Linked DNA regions of Mus musculus: region 1 is linked to region 2. Evidence: chromatin loops called from intact Hi-C (ENCODE). Cell type or tissue: heart. All regions are shown on one strand.

Region 1 (8,000 bases), 70 kb after region 2:
ATCTGTAATGGGATCTGATGCCCTCTTCTGGTGGGTCTGAGGACAGCTATAGTATACTCATATACATAGAATAAATAAACAAACAAAAAGTCACTTCACCTGATGCCAGAAGTGGGGAGTAAGGAAAATTTGCTGTCTAGAGTCTACCACGTTTCAACAAGGAGTTTGGGAGGTGGTGAGAAGTCCCTATAGTGGACTTGGAGGTTTGAGGGCAGGGCCAGACACCTGAGGGGCAGGGTTGTATCCACTGACAGCTCCCTTCACCACCCCCCTCCCATCCAGGCCAAGACCAAGGGGCTGCAGAGTGGTGTGGACATTGGAGTTAAGTATTCGGAGAAACAGGAGAGGAACTTTGACGACGCCACCATGAAGGCCGGCCAGTGCGTCATCGGGCTGCAGGTCAGTCCCAGAGCCTGGACAGGGCCCTGACCCCTTGAGCTCCAAGGAAGGTTTGGAGCCTGCCGACAGCACCCTAATCCCCTACTGCCCCCTGCAGATGGGCACCAACAAGTGTGCCAGCCAGTCTGGCATGACAGCCTATGGTACCAGGAGACATCTCTATGACCCCAAGAACCATATCCTGCCTCCCATGGACCACTGCACCATCAGCCTCCAGATGGGCACCAACAAGTGTGCCAGCCAGGTGGGTCCTGCCCCGGCGCCCCTGTGCCCCTGCACCCTGGCACCCCGGCTGTGACCCCCCACCTCAGCCTCAACTCTGGTTCTTCCTCACTGTGCATGCTTACAGAAGTGACAGCCGTACTCTGTGCATAACCCCACCTGATACTCTAACCTTTTTGTTAAGTTGAATGGGTGTGTCACTGAGGTTTTGGGGACCTCAGAAGGAGATAGTGGGAGGTTGGTGCTTTGGGACAAAAAGTTGTATTTCCTTTTGTTTTTGTGCAGAGGCTGGGTTTGAGCCAGGGCCTGACTATGTAGCCAAGGGTAGCCTGGAGCTCTTGGCAGCTCTCCTGACTCAGCACGGCATAAACTGGGCATGAGCTTGTCATCCTCAGAAAGTAGCAGAGGAGCAGGAGTCCAGAGCCATCCTCAACTGCAGAATGAGTTTGAGGCTAGCCTGTGCTACATGAGACTAAGTCTTTTTTTTTTTAAGATTTATTTATTTTTATTTATATACGTACACTGCAGCTGTCTTTAGGCACACCAGAAGAGGGCATCAGATCCCATTACAGATGGTTGTCAGCCACCATGTGGTTGCTGGGAATTGAACTCAGGACCTCTGGAAGAGCAGTCAGTGCTCTTAACCACGGAGCCATCTCTCTAGTCCAAGATCAAGCCTTAAAGAAACAAAAGGGTTTAGTCTAAGCTTTGGAAGCCCTGTAGAGAGTTACAGGGAGTACACTGAGGGGATTAGCTGCTCTTCTTCTGAGCCCCACTTACCTTCTCCCCTGTCTCCAGGTGGGCATGACAGCTCCAGGGACCCGGAGGCACATCTATGACACCAAGCTGGGCACCGACAAGTGCGACAACTCTTCCATGTCCCTGCAGATGGGCTACACGCAGGGCGCCAACCAGAGCGGTCAGGTCTTCGGACTGGGGCGGCAGATCTACGATCCCAAGTATTGCCCACAGGGCTCTGCAGCTGACGGGGCTCCTGCGGGTGACGGCCAAGGCGAGGCCCCAGAGTACCTGGCCTACTGCCAGGAGGAAGCTGGCTACTGAGCACCCAGCATGCCAGCTCCCCCACTGCATCAGCAGCCCTGTGTGGGCTTTGGGGTTTTCATTGTGTTTTGTGTTTGGAAACTGGTCATCTCTTTGTATCTCTCTCTGGCCTGGAACTCACTGCAATCCTCCTGCCTCAGCTTCCTAAGGGCTGGGATGACAGATCTGTGCTATCTATGCTCCTTCCTCACCCACCATGCCTCGCTTCCTTCCCAGGATTGACCCACCAGACAGGGGACATGGGTGTCCTTGGTGGGACAGTGAGGCTGTGCGTTTCCCAGTGGGCTGTGGGAGAGGCTGGCCCCAATGGGCTTCCTGTTTCTTCATCTCTTTCACATCAGTTTGTGGTTTGTGAACCCGGGGAAATTACAGGCAGTTTCAATGAAAGAAAACAAGGGGTTTTGTGGGGGTTTTGCCTCAAAAGTATTGGAGTACACTAGGCTTTAAAATACTGCAGGCATTCTGAGGGACTAAGTTTGCTTTCCCACGACTCTCAGACTTCACCCTCCTGTGCCCCGTGGGGAAACTGAGGCAAGCCAGATGTGACCCCAACGCCTGCAGCCCTCCCTCACTCCTCTGGTGTTTGAAGGCTTCCCTGCCCCTGTGCAGGCCCTGATTAGGTGTGCTAGAGTCTGGGCCTCGGAAGGGGCCACACATGACCCACACGGGCCCCTGCACTGCCAGAAAATGTGAAATTCCCTGTGTGGACCAAAAAAACAAAAAAAAAAACAAAAACAAAACAAAAACAAAAACAATAAAAACCTCTGTTTCTAAGAGTAAAGTACATTCCTGAGTTTGGCCGTGATGGAGGGGGCGCTGTCTAGAAGCAAGGTGCAAGCCCTGCACAAAAGTTAGGGAGAAGGCGAGAAACAGACACAGTTGAATGAATGATGTGAGATAGATCGGGGCTAGGGTGGAGAAAGAGGCTGAGTCTCCCTCACCAGCTTCCTTCGAACTCCTATGCATCTGCAAAACCCCAACTTCTAAGGCCCCCTAACTCACGCTTGCCAGGGTGATCTACACCCATCTCCCTCTATGCTTTGTGAAATAAACCAGTTTTTTTTTTCCAGAGTAGGAGACATCTGAGAATCTTGCCTACAATCCAGGCAACTATTGATTCTAATCTTAGGATATTGGGCTGCCACCTGATTCTGAAATTGTCTAGACCAGAGGATGTTGCTAAAATGAATGTGCAGGTCCTTGAAGCTCTACTTTGGAGATGAGCTCACAGAGGCTGTGGTACAATTCTGGCTGGTGGCAGGAGATGGCACAGGATACAAAGACCTTGTGCAAACCTTCCGACCTAAACTTGGTCTTTGCCTGAGGTCCCACATCATGGTAGGCAAGAATAGACTCCAGGAAATGGTCCTCTGACCTCCACAGATATGCCATGCATGCATGTGTCCTACCCTAATAAGCAAATTAATTAAATTTAAAAACAAAGGTTACTTGTGGTGGCACACGCCTTTAATCCCAGCACTCAGGAGGCAGAGGCAGGCGGATCTCTGTGAGACCAGCCTGGTCTAAGCAGTGATTTCCAGGCCTACCACAGCAGTGTGAGCCACTCTCAAAATTAAAAAGTATTTTTAAAAAGGAGTCCTTGGGGAGAGGAGACAGGAATGTCTTGCTGTGGGGAGCTGCCATTTCAAGATGTGAACTCACAGGTGACCCGTTGTCCCCCTCTTTGTCGTGTCCCAGTGAAGCCAAACTGATGCAGCAGGAATCCTGTTGTCCCTTTAAGAAACCCGGCTCGGAGAGGCGGGCTGTGGTCCCGCCTCCTCCAATGGCAAAGTCGCCTGAGTAGCAGGTGCAATATCCAATAGTAGCGTTAGGGGGCGGGGCTGGGTGCTCCTTAGGGCACCGGGTTGCGAAGGGCGTCGTCCGCAATTGAGCGGGGCTCCACTTAAAGGGGCCGCGCTCCCCCGCCGAGGCCGAGAGGAGCGAAAGTGGATGGAGTTTGGGGGCCTCAGAACGGTGAGAAAATCCCCGAGAGGGTGGAAGGTGGAGCCTGGAGATCTGGGGATGCTGTGGGGTGAGGGTGGGCTGAGCCACGTTCCCTGATAATTTGGGGTTCCAGGTGCCTACTCTCCCTTGCCCTTCCTTATCCTTCCGGGGAGTGTGGGAAAAATGGACCACCGATCCTCACAGCGGTCATCTGGTCACCTCGAGGGACCTCTGCCAACCTACACCTCCAGTGTCCCACTTTCCAAATGAGGCCTGTCACCCCCCACCCCCCAGATCTCAAATTTCACTTTATGAAAGAAAAAAGTCCCCGAGTGGAAGCCGCCAATTTCCATGTAGATGGTTAAACTTTGGCAATTTCCCTCTCTGTCAGCCTCAGTTTCCCTATCGGTATCATGAAGCAGGCCACAGGCATACAGTTCCGGGGGGAAATAAAATAACGAAATCAGGAATGGCGTGCTCAAGGAGCCTGTCCCTGACTCCTCCTAGCCGGCGGTCTTCTGTACCCTCCTTTTGACTCCGGAGGGCGGGCCCTCCTTCTTCTCTGGTTTCCTTGGGAGCGTGACTTTGCCCCTTTTTGAGCCTCAGTTCCCATCTCTTAAAAAATAGAAGGCCAGCTGCAAATGACACAGACTCCGGGTCTCACCGGGGGCCACCTGGGGCGAACGGAACCGAGACCCCGGTCTGGTATGAGGCTGACCGTGGAGCCCCGAGCCCCAAGCCCCAAGCTTTAAACCCAAGCTCCGCCCCCTAAGAATGCAAACAGGGTCTTCCAGACCCCAGCCTTCATCGATAGCCCTTCCAGCCAATCAGCTACGAGGACGGCTGCGCGCCGGGTTCCCATTGGTCACTTCCCTAGTGAATTTCTTTCTATGGTGCCTTGTTTGCCGGGCTCTTTGCGGGAGATTTATTGAGGCTCAGCCCGATGTTCGGAAGGATGAGGATCAGAGACCCGCAGACATTTGTCTGGAGCCACACAGCTCACTCTCAGCCTTTTCTTTGTCCTGTCCTCTCCGCTGTTTCCGGTCCAGAGTCATCATGGCCTTAGGCACACAGCTGATGCTTCTGCTGTGGAAAAATTACACCTATCGACGGAGACAACCGGTAACGCCCGGGGTTTGCAGGTCGGGGGGGGGGCGATGGCAGGTGTCCATCACGGCCCCCCAAAGTCTCCTACCCATTCTCTCCCCAGATCCAACTACTAGTGGAGTTGCTTTGGCCCCTCTTCCTCTTCTTCATCCTAGTGGCTGTCCGTCACTCCCACCCCCCTCTGGAGCATCACGAATGTGAGCCGCTGTGTGTGTGGTGGGACAGTGACAAGCCTCTCCCGCCCTGCTTGGCGCTGGGGTCTGAGCTGGGTGTGGCGGGTGGCCATATCATTTAATGAGCTGATAATAGAAGTGAGGGCGACTATGAGCAGATGTCTCCCCGCTCCAGGCCACTTTCCAAACAAGCCATTACCATCGGCGGGCACGGTGCCCTGGCTGCAGGGCCTTGTCTGCAACGTAAACAACTCCTGCTTCCAGCACCCAACGCCTGGCGAGAAGCCTGGGGTCCTGAGTAACTTTAAGGATTCCTTGTGAGTGAACTTGGCAGGTGGGGGCTGGCTGGTGAATGGGGTCCTGGACTCTTGAGGCCCCGCCTCCCACTCCCTCTCTGCTCCCCAGGATCTCGAGGCTCCTCGCTGATACCCGCACAGTGCTCGGGGGCCACAGCATCCAGGACATGCTGGATGCCCTGGGGAAACTGATCCCCGTGCTCAGGGCAGTTGGAGGTGGAGGTAGAGACCTGGGGCTGTAAATCGGGCAGGGGGTTGGGGAGGAGGCTGAGCTGCAGGCTGAGCTTGGCTGCCTGTTGGCATCCCCTCCCCTCAGCACGACCACAGGAGAGTGACCAGCCGACCAGTCAAGGGTCAGTGACTAAGCTTCTGGAGAAGATCCTGCAAAGGGTGAGGGGGGGCTGGCGCGAGGAACTCCCGTGGCCGCCTGGGATGAGCCCTTGCCCCTTTCAACTCCTCCATTCCTCATTTGTAAAGCGGGGTGATAGGAGCTCGGTGGGGATCAGTGGGGGGAGTGCTCACCTCCATTCTGGCTCTGTGGGAGGATCATGGGTCCAAGGTCATTTATGGCCAGGGGACTACTGAGCAGTCCACCCAGGTCTCACCCATCGTTGCTTCACAGGCATCCCTGGATCCTGTGCTGGGTCAAGCCCAGGATTCTATGAGAAAGTTCTCAGATGCTATCAGGGATCTTGCCCAGGAGGTGAGCAGCCCCAGCCAGCCTCTATCCTGGCCAGGAAGCAACATGCAGACGGGGAAGGGAAGGGGACAGAACAGGTGCTCCTGCCCAGGTACCTGCCCAGGTTCAGGCTCCAAGTTAGAAAAAGCTATGTGTGCTGGTGCATCCCTCCCACCGAGCGGTGTGCTCCAGACTCGAGGTGGGAGAATTGCAAATTTGAGGCTAGCCTGGGCTATAGATGGAGATACTATCTCGAGCAACTAAATGGACTGAGGGTGTAAGCCAGCCCAGCATGCATGAAACCCTGGATCCCACCCCTAATTCTTCATAAACCAGGAGAGGTGACACTGCTGTCACACCAGCATTCGGGAGGTAGAAGCAGGTCCTCCTCCGCTACATAGCAAGGAAGGCCAGGCAGCCACATGAAACCCTATTTCAAAAACAAGACAAAACAAAACAAAACAAAACAAAAACCCAAACACAAAACAAAACAAAAGCCAAAAACCAAAAAAGGTTGTCAGATGGTCTGCAGGAGGTGTCCAGCTGCCCTGGGTGACTTCTCTACAGCTCCTGACACTGCCCAGCCTGATGGAGCTCCGAGCTTTGCTGCGGAGGCCCCGAGGGTCAGCTGGTTCTCTGGAGCTGGTTTCGGAGGCCCTCTGCAGTACCAAGGGACCCAGCAGTCCAGGGGGCCTGTCCCTCAATTGGTACGAAGCCAACCAGCTTAATGAGTTCATGGGGCCAGAGGTGGCCCCTGCCCTGCCTGACAACAGTCTCAGTAAGTCTTTAGGGCTGTGTTGGGTCCCCGTGGGGCCGGTGGAGAGCAGAGCATGTTCTCCTGGGGCTCACCGTATCCTCCCCTATCAGGCCCTGCCTGCTCTGAGTTTGTGGGGACACTGGATGACCACCCTGTGTCTCGGCTGCTCTGGAGGCGCCTGAAGCCATTGATCCTCGGGAAAATTCTCTTTGCACCTGACACAAACTTCACTCGGAAGCTCATGGCTCAGGTGAGACGCAGGAGCCAAAGAAGGGACAGCGATATACACAGTACCCTTAGTCAGGTGGCCAAGAGCAGTGAGTAAGACTCAGGTGAGACTGAGGCTTGTTCAGGAGTAGAATCCCTGCCTAGACTCTCAGTGAGGGACTGTGGGGGTGTGGTCAGCATGGACACCCTGCCTGGAATTCCCAGATAGGGGCAGGGGTTGTAGAACATCTGCCCCACCCTCCCAAGCCTCTGACCCTCACATCTTCCCAGCCCATGTAGGAGCTGGAAAGATAGGAGCTTGGGGCTGGGGAGGCAGGGTTCAATGGTTAGGGGGTCGCCTGAAATGCACAAAATGCACAGAGCTCTGGGCTCTACACACACACACACACACACACACACACACACACACACACATTTAGTTTTTCGTTTTTTTGCACTGGACTTAATTTGTAGATCAGGCTGGCCTTGAACTCAGAGAGCTCTGCCTGCCACTGTCTCCTGAGTATTGGAACTAAAGGCCTGGGTCACCACTCCTGGCACCCTAATTTTTTTTTAAGGGAAAACAACTTAAAGTGATGGCTCTTTCTTAGAGCCTAACCACACAGGCTTAGAGTTCCAGCACTCAGAAGGAAGTTGAGGCCGAATGTGTGGAATTCCAGCCTAAGTTATAGGGTCAGATGTTGTCTCAGAATAATGGAATGGCTCCGTGTGCTGGCACATGCCTTCAGTACCAGCATTGGGGGCAGAGGCAAGCAGATCTCTGAGTTCCAGGTCAGCCAGAGTGACACATTGAGCCAGAGGCTCAATAATGATGAAGAGACAAAGGTCCAGAGGTGCAGAGACTGGGGCATGACCAGAGGCAGGACAGAGATGTGGACAGGCAGCCTGGCTTATCTCAGCTGCCCACTTGCAGGTGAACCAGACCTTCGAGGAGCTGGCTCTGTTGAGGGACCTACACGAACTCTGGGGGGTGCTGGGACCCCAGATCTTCAACTTCATGAATGACAGTACCAACGTGGCCATGCTTCAGGTGGGCCAGGATGGAAACGGGCCTCTTGCGGACTGTGGTATGCAGGTCAGGAAGGGACGATGTGGATCTCTCGACACTTGTCTTCCTTCCCCAGAGGCTTCTG
Region 2 (8,000 bases):
GATTAAAGGGGTGTGCTGCCACGCCCAGCTCATATTAAGTTTTCTTAATTCAAACAGAGAGTGAGTTTGTCAACAGTTAAGTGTTCATCCTGTTTTTCCGGAGGACCTGAGAGTTCAATTCCCAGCACCCACATCAGGTGGCTCATAAAGGCCAGAAGAGAGATCCCCTGGGACTGGAGTTAATGTGGTTGTGAGGTTCCGTGTAGGTACTGGGAATGGAACTAAGGCTCTGTGGCAGAGGATCCAGTTCTCTTAACCCCTGAGCCATCCCTCAGCCCCACCTTATGGGTATTAGTTTTGAGATAGGGTCCCAGTAGGTGTAGTTCTGAGTGACAGGGAGGTGACCATGTAGAGCAGGCTAGCCCAGACCTCACAGTAATCTTTCTGCTTCTGAGTGCTGAGACTGAAGGCAGAGGGAGCACGCCATGCCTGGCTCCATCTCGCTATGGAAGGGGCTCTTTCTGAATCTGGAGCTAGGAATTCCTCTAGGCTGGCTGGCCTGGAACACCAGAAATCCTCCTGTCTCCCAGTGCTGGAGTGAAGGTGCACACCACCAGGCCTGGGTTTCTTCAGGGGCCCTGGGGACTGAACTCTTCCCACAATGAAACCCTCACCCTTCAAGGCAAGCGCTTCATGGACTGAATCATTTCCTGAGGGGGGCGAAGTTTGAAGAAGAAAACAAAGAAAACGGTTATATTGCCTCTAAGGGGGCATTGGTGGGCTCAGAATCATGGAAGAGGAATGAACTGATCATAGCTGCTCAGCCAGGGTGACTAGGAAGCAGAAGGAAGTAGCAGACAGGACGTGTCTCAACCCCCCTCCCCCTTCCCCATGCCCTCCTCCTCCTCCAACCAATGTAGGCAAAATGTCTGTTTGTTTTGTTTTTGTTTTTTTTTACACTGTGTAAAGTTCACCCTTGTGTTATTTAAATGCTGATCTCTGTGCCCTCAAATCTTGTTTCAATCCAGACAGGGCATTGTAATGCTTATACTAAGAGCTTCCCTTAATGAGTTTGTGTAAACAATTCTTACCATTTATTCTCTGCCTTGTCAATAAATGCTGATCACCCAATGGCTGGGCAGAAAAGAGAATAGGGAGGGGCACTTCTGCCATCAGGGGTGGGGGTGGAGAGAAAGATTTAGAGAGAGAGAGAGAGAGAGAGAGTTAGAGAGAGAGAGAGAAAGAGAGAGAGAGGTTTAGAAAGAATGAGGAGATGAGCCGCCAAAGGAGAGGTCCGAGAAGATACCATGGGAAAAGCTGGGAAGCAGAGAGAGCTAGGATACATTACCGTGGTTCAGGCACTACAGAGCTGGGGCAGGGAGAACCTAGAGGAGGAACTAGTATAAACCAGTCCTGCCCATCCTCTGAGGTGCAGCTGGAAATAAATCTTGGTTTCTCTATGGCTATCGGGGACTAGCAAAGGTAGAGAAGTAAAGATGCCATATTAATTTACAAATTACACTTATAGTAAAATAATGCATTTTGGGGCTGGTGAGATGGCTCAGCAGGTAAGAGCACCTGACTGCTCTTCCAAAGGTCCAGAGTTCAAATCCCAGCAACCACATGGTGGCTCACAACCATCCATAACAAGACCTGACTCCCTCTTCTGGTGTGTCTGAAGATAGCTACAGTGTACTTATATATAATAATAAATAAATCTTAAAAAAAATAATAATACATTTTAAAAAATCAGGCCCCAGCTCCCCGTTTTAATCACTTCCAGACAGCCACCGCTCAATTACAAATCCAGCCTGAAATGAATCTACCCTTAAGGGGTTCATACATCCTTAGGGTTAGAAAGGAGGCCTACAGGAATGGCAAATCTGATATCTAAGATCAGGAAAAATCCCGACTCCATCCCAAAAGCCTCAGAAGTAAAATTCTATAAAGGAACCACAGCATGAGAGACAAACACTGCGGTAGGCGGATGTCTCTGAGTTCTAGGCCAGCCAAGGCTACACAATGGGACCCCATATTTGTCCGTCTTCCTAAGCAGGGTGTCTCTTAGCAAGGTGTAGCCCTGGCTGTCCTGGAACTCACTCTGTAGATCACGCTGGCCTCAAACTCAGAAATCCCCCCGCCTCTGCCTCAGGCGCCGGAGTATAAAGGCGGGAGCCACTGTTGACATCTGCCTCACCTCCTGTCTACAATGCCCCCAGTGAGGGTCTGGGCGGGTCCCGGACAGAGCACTCATCTCCAGGATCCAAAAGTGTCAATACAATCTGAAAATGATGTGGTCATGCGTGTCCGTTCCTTGTACTTTAACTTCGTGATACACTTCGTGATTCATGACTTCACACCCTGTCTTCAACAGAAAAAAAGCTATGTAGGAGAACTTCAGGCCTCAGTTTCTCCCAATCTAACGTGGGAAACCGTCTTTTCAGGTGCGATAGCACCACCTGGCGGCCTCCACTGCTGGGTTGAAGCCCCGCCTCCATGATGAAAAATCTTACCCTGGGCGCAGTTCCGCTGGCGCCCGGCAGGCGGCGCGCACACCCTGCGGCGCGAGTCGGATGCCTTTCAAGTTGCCAGAATTGTATCTTGTGAATTAGGAGACCTGTCATAAGGAGACCTGTCATTATGTCATTATGCTTGCCACCTGGACCCTTGGCTAAATATATCCCTGCCATAAAAAAGGGACCAGCAGATTTAGGCTTTTGTCTTTGAAGATTCTATCAAAAAATACTAAGAACAGTATTTTAGGGGTCAGCAACAAGGTTCAGAAGGTAAAGGCACTTGCTGACAAGCTTGGCGTCCTGAGAATCTTGGCATCCCAGAATACACATAAAGGTGGAAGGAGAAAGCCGACTCCACTAAGTTTTCCTAGGACCTCTATGCGTGAGCTGCTGAAGCCCTTCTGGTCTCGGTCTCTTTCTCTCTCTCTCTCTCTCTCTCTCTCTCTCTCTCTCTCTCACACACACACAGACACGAGAGAGAGAGAGAGAGAGAGAGAGAGAGAATGGGAATGTATGTTGCTTTCATTATCTTGGCAGAATGTTTTGGGGGGTTGCCCAAGTTTACAGGGGACACACAAGATGATTAGAGGGAGAAAGATCTGCTAGTAGCCCGTTTGATGCTGGAGAAGAATGCTGGTGTGCAGGCCCAGCTCCACCCCGGGGCCACACCCCAACACATCAAGGTGTCTAAAGTTTGAAGGCGCAGTTCGCTGCCACCTGCAACTTTCTTAGCCTTGCAGGCTAAGGTTCCAAGCAACTGCTGCAGTCTCAGATTCTAGGGAGGATTCCGGGAACTTGGATTGGCCGGAGCCACCCCATCTCTCCAGACACTCACACAAGTGGCTTTCAAGGGGCAGACTGCTCAAGATCCCCACAACAGTCTAACAAGGGACCTGAGCACCACCTATGGGGAACTAGTCGAGGTCGGGGGTTGCCCTGAGCACTGGCGTTACCCACTAGAATCGTCTCAACTTCTAGCTGAGCTCACATCATGCCTCGGTTTCCCAGCCTGCAAAATGGGACCTCAGAATCCAGTACTCTCCCGAGACGAACTGGGTAGACCGAGGCAGGGGCTTCACTGAGTTGGTTAAAGGATGGCCCTCCTTTCCCTCGCTCCTAGGTACGGTCGTCACGGTTCCTCGCATTTCCTCGAACGCGCGCGCAGCCCAACCCGGTGCTTTTGCGCACGCAGCGCCCTCACACCCCAGCGTCCCAGCCCCCGCAGATCTAGCCTAGCCGGGGGTTTTTAAGCCCATTTCAGAGACGTGGAGCCTCAGGCCCGGAAGGTTAGGGTAGCATAGTGGGCGGAGGTTCCAGCTCCAAGCTTGGCTTATCCATCTTGCGTTCCGGGTGAAACCAGGAAACGGCCGGGGGCCCAGGTGACTTTCCGCTCAGAGGTGGGGCGAGGAACCCTTTTTAACTCTTCGGGATTCCCGCGATGGGGCTCTCGCAGCCCCGCCCTCCCGCTCGCGGCCTCTGCGCCGTGGGCTGCGGCGTGCACTTTGCGCACGGTCCCTAAGATGGGGGCGGAGCGTCCCTCAGTCCGGTTCCCCCTTCCTTTTATTATTTATTATCATTTAAAGGGGCCGCGACCTGAAGTTTTCCGTCCACTCTGTGGCGGCTCTCCGGCTCCCCTCCACCTCCTCCCACCGTGGACGTCCTCAGATTGAGTTGGAGAAGGGGGACCCCGGTGTGGTGTCCTGGGAAAGCTTGGAAAGGGGGACCCTGGAGAGACACCCACCACCTCCTCCTGCGTCCCCGGGGCTGCTGAATCACCGGCGAGGTATTTGCATCTGAGAGCAATTTGTCACACGGCGATTCGTCTGCTGGGTGGGGGAGGGGCGGGGCGGGGGGCCCGGTCGCGCGCGGAGACCTCGTCCCTATCCGATCCAGACGGATGGAGATGTAGACGCGGCCTGGAGACTCGGTGAGGCGGGTGACCCCGAAGCCAGGAGCGTGCACTGGGCACCAGGGGGAGGCCAAGGGGGAGAGAGGCCACCGGAGGCCACCAGCAGGCTGGACTCTGGGCTGGGCTCCGGGCACCGGGGCATGCGCCCCCCGGGCCACCCCGGGCGGTAAGGCCTTTTGCAGCGCGGCTCTAGCGATCTCTCCTAAAGGTGGCAGCGTAGGGCACCCTGGAAACCGACAATTGCGGGGTCTCCAAAGTTAGGCAAAGACGCGCGCGTAGAGGGGTGCAGGGCTGAGTATGCGACTTGACGGATCAGAGTTGGGGTGGCTGTTGCGGTTGTAGATCTTGGAGACCTTCATCCGGTACACGAGTGCGCGGGGGTCGCGAGTGCGCGCTGTCCCCTGGCGGAAGGAAACGGACCCGGGGTGTGTGTGTCTGTGTATGTGCGCGCGCGCAGAGGACTGGGGGCTGCGCTCTGGGAACATGGTTTTGCTTTTTCTTATTAATTAAAAAAGATGTTTGGAGATAGGATCTTACTGTGTAGTACGGGCTGACTTAGAACTCGAGTTAAAGCTCAGACTAGCCTGAAACTCGAGGCCATCCCCCTGCCGCAGCTTTCCTTCCCAAGTGCTTGGGAAAATCCCAGGCCGGGCGCGCCACCACGCCCCGGTACCTACAGTTCTTTTTCTCTTCCAAACCTGTGTCCAGCGGGGTCCGCCCATCTCCCCCCCCCCATTTCGTTCCCTAGCTCCAGTGTACTACTGGGACTGGGGTCTCCACTTGCCCCGCGGGGTGCGCCCATCCAGATCCCTCCGGTAGGGTCCCCTGCCCCCCCCCCCCCGACACAAAAGAGGGAGCAGGAAGCGCGGAGTGCGCGCGTGTGTGTCAACTCGCAGCGGGTTTGTCAAATATCTTCCGTTTTTTACGACTTGGGCAGCAGGGTCACCCCCCCTCCCCAGCTCGCTCTTTCCAAGAAGCCTTTGAAATACCGACTCCACTGGGGGGGTTGTTTGTTTGTTTTTTTGTTGTTGTTTTACATTTGTCCTCTGACTGGGGTGTGTTTTTGCACACGTCTCCTGGGGGGGCACAGTGCCTTCTTTCCCAGCCCCCTCCCCAGCTCCTGCCCTTCCCCCTCCACCTCCCTTGGAGGAGAGAGGGGCCCCTTTCGCCACCCTCGGGCCCTGGCCTTGCACAACTCCAAATAACCGTGTTTTGCAAGGCCTGGCCGAGCTAGTGACCTCTCTCTCTCTCTCTCTCTCTCTCTCTCTCTCTCTCTCTCTCTCTCTCTCTCTCTCTCTTCCCTCTCTCCCTCTCCCCCTCCCTCTCTCCCTCCCTCCCTCCCTCCTTCCCTCCCTCTCTCTCTCTCTCTCTCTCTCTCTCTCTCTCTCTCTCTCTCTCTCTCTCTCTCTCTCTGACCTGAGGCTTGGAGGTGGTGGGGGGACTAGGGTGTGGCTCTGGGTCTCTTCCCCACTGCAGCCAGATCCCCCTTCCACAAACACCAGCTACCAGTTCCTAGTAGATCTTTCTGAGAATGCCATAAATTGAGGGTGGGGGCCAAGGACAAAGGGCTGGGGGAGGGGTCTATAAGGATGGGCAACGTTGGCTCAGGGTACCGGTACCTCTAGAGGGTGGGGGATGTCCAGGCCTGACCTAGGGGCAGCTTTGGGGTTTCCATCTGTGTCCCTCCAGGGCTACCAGCCCCACCAGTGGAGGCCTACCCTGTTCCCCTCCCCCACCCTCCACCAGGAAGGGTCATTAAACCAAACAGACCTGGGTGGGGGGACGGGAGGCTGGGAGAGGGGCTTCCTCTAGCTTTTTCCTCATGCCTTCCCCCACCCCACCCTCAAAGAGGGGGCGTCGCTTTCAGCATTTCCGTGGGGGGGGGGTTTGTGCTCAGCGGGGTGGGGGAAGGGCGATGGATCAAGCCAGATAGTGTCCAGAAATGTCCCCTCCAGCAGTTCTTGAGTCTGGTGGACCAGGGTGACCAGCAGCCACAGGGTGTGGAGGGACTGAGTGTTGAGGCCACTCATGTGTCCAGGCCTCCAAGGTTTCTCTTTCTTGGGAAGCCTAGGCTGAAAGGGGTGACCCTTGGCATTCTTTTCCTTTGGGGCCACCCACCTGCCAGAATTCTGCTGAAAGTGTGGGGTTTGGGGTGACCCCAAAGGAAAAGGAAGGGGTCTAGGGAAGGGGACATTAGACGTCCTCATTCTCCTTGAAGATCTAGAGAGTCCTGAACTGCAGAGGTCTCCTTAGGCAGGGGAGCAGATGACCAGGATGTCTGTTGAAAACAACAGCCAGGAGTTGTCTGCCTTCTTCACACACTGGGTTGTTGGGGTCACTCCCAGGGGTTCTGTACGCAAAGACTTTTGAGGTTCAGGCTAGACAGAGGATGGCCTGTCAGATTTTCTGTCTGCAAGGTGGACTAAACTCTCCCCTTGAGCCATGGTCCCTTGATTTCAGGCCATTTGAGTGTTGCTGGGCACTGTCCACTCTCTTATTGGTGGCTTATGGGGGGGGGGAGTGTCGAGTTATGGCCTGGAGCCAGGTGGGACCTGGATCCTGGTGCTGGCTGAAAGGACACCAGGGCTTCTGGCAGGGACACATGCTGTATTCTGGGACATTTCCCTCCTTGGAGCTTTATAACCTAGTGACGGCAGACTGTGCCCTCTGCAAAGCCTTGAGCAGCACTGGACACTCGGGTGATGCCTGCATGGTGCGCTGCTGTTCCCGAGTGTGACACACGGTGGGCACTTGTACCACACTAGTGGCACACCAAGGCCCTAAGGCCAGCTGAGGGACATCTGAGAAGGCAACATGTGAATGGGCACACATGTCTAGGGCTCCTAGACGGCGACTGTGTAATCTTGGCCAGGGGTCCCAGGGCCTCTCGGGGCCAAGCAACATCTAGAACTTAGAACCAGAATCCAGAACCCAGAGGGACTGTGGAGTCTAGAAGAGGGGGGTACGACCAATAAGAAAGCAAGAACACCAGGCCCCTCCCCCACAGCTCTTCTTATGGGACAATCACCCAAGGTGTCCCTGGTGGACCTGACCAGAGGGGACCCAGAGATTCCCTTAGTGTCCACTGCAGTGATCCTGGTCCCGAGGAACCTGCAGACCGGCAGATGGGGGTGCCAGCCCTGAGCAGGTGTGACCAATTCTCCCATCAGCTTTTGCTGTAGCCTTCTGGGGAAGGATGTGTCACTGGGGCGCAGGTGGAGTCTGACCTCATCTCTTGCTGTGTTCCCCCAGGAGTCTGCAGGTGCTTGAATGAGCCCAACACCAGTCTCTGCCCCTGGGTGCCTGACGTAACAAGGATCCCACTGGTGGCTCCTGGCATGCCCCACTAGCCTTCAGCCTGAGTTGGCAGCCCCTGTCTCTGCCAGCCGCCACCCTGCACTGTTCCGGCTCCCCCGAGGTCCCCACGCTGCAGTGCGGCCAAGACCCTTCCCCGCAGGGGCCACCCCCACCAACTGCCCCTGGTGCCCGGGGTGGCCCGGCCCGCAGGGCCATGAAGCTGCAGGCTGTGATGGAGACTCTCATTCAGAGGCAGCAGCGTGCCCGGCAGGAACTGGAGGCTCGGCAGGCTCCACCACCCCCACCACCTGAGCCCACTGGAGTCCGGGCACGGACCA

The links. Peaks named below come from ENCODE experiments on the same cell type or tissue, not always from the same donor. Only the 100,000 strongest peaks of a DNase experiment are listed, where the experiment ranks them.
Region 1: it touches region 2 in a loop (5-fold over the local background); 1 of 42 quality-filtered maps calls a loop at or near these places.

Annotation. Positions count from the first base shown.
Region 1 is chr10:79,992,932-80,000,931 of GRCm38, forward strand. It overlaps Cnn2 (calponin 2), which reads left to right. Exons shown (of 7, transcript NM_007725.2): 5 at 283-399; 6 at 497-643; 7 at 1,420-2,469. The coding sequence ends at 1,683. Abca7 (ATP-binding cassette, sub-family A (ABC1), member 7) reads left to right here and starts at 3,563. Exons shown (of 47, transcript NM_001347081.2): 1 at 3,563-3,657; 2 at 4,677-4,749; 3 at 4,838-4,931; 4 at 5,083-5,224; 5 at 5,313-5,425; 6 at 5,520-5,593; 7 at 5,826-5,906; 8 at 6,450-6,660; 9 at 6,750-6,889; 10 at 7,781-7,897; 11 at 7,992-8,000. The coding sequence starts at 4,684. In heart, CTCF peaks have their summits at 36 (motif pointing left) and 3,523; DNase peaks (open chromatin) are centred at 1,605, 3,500, 4,460 and 5,207; H3K4me3 peaks cover 2,186 bases; H3K27ac peaks cover 2,568 bases; H3K27me3 peaks cover 1,698 bases.
Region 2 is chr10:79,923,018-79,931,017 of GRCm38, forward strand. Arid3a (AT rich interactive domain 3A (BRIGHT-like)) reads left to right here and starts at 4,324. Exons shown (of 9, transcript NM_001288625.1): 1 at 4,324-4,383; 2 at 7,618-8,000. The coding sequence starts at 7,877. It overlaps Gm40715 (a long non-coding RNA gene), which reads right to left and starts at 3,974. Exons shown (of 2, transcript XR_001779822.2): 1 at 3,445-3,974; 2 at 1,676-2,572. It also overlaps a transcript of Kiss1r not described here. In heart, CTCF peaks have their summits at 4,558 and 4,759; DNase peaks (open chromatin) are centred at 2,454, 3,954, 4,724, 5,264 and 3 weaker places; H3K4me3 peaks cover 5,277 bases; H3K27ac peaks cover 5,532 bases; H3K27me3 peaks cover 1,016 bases.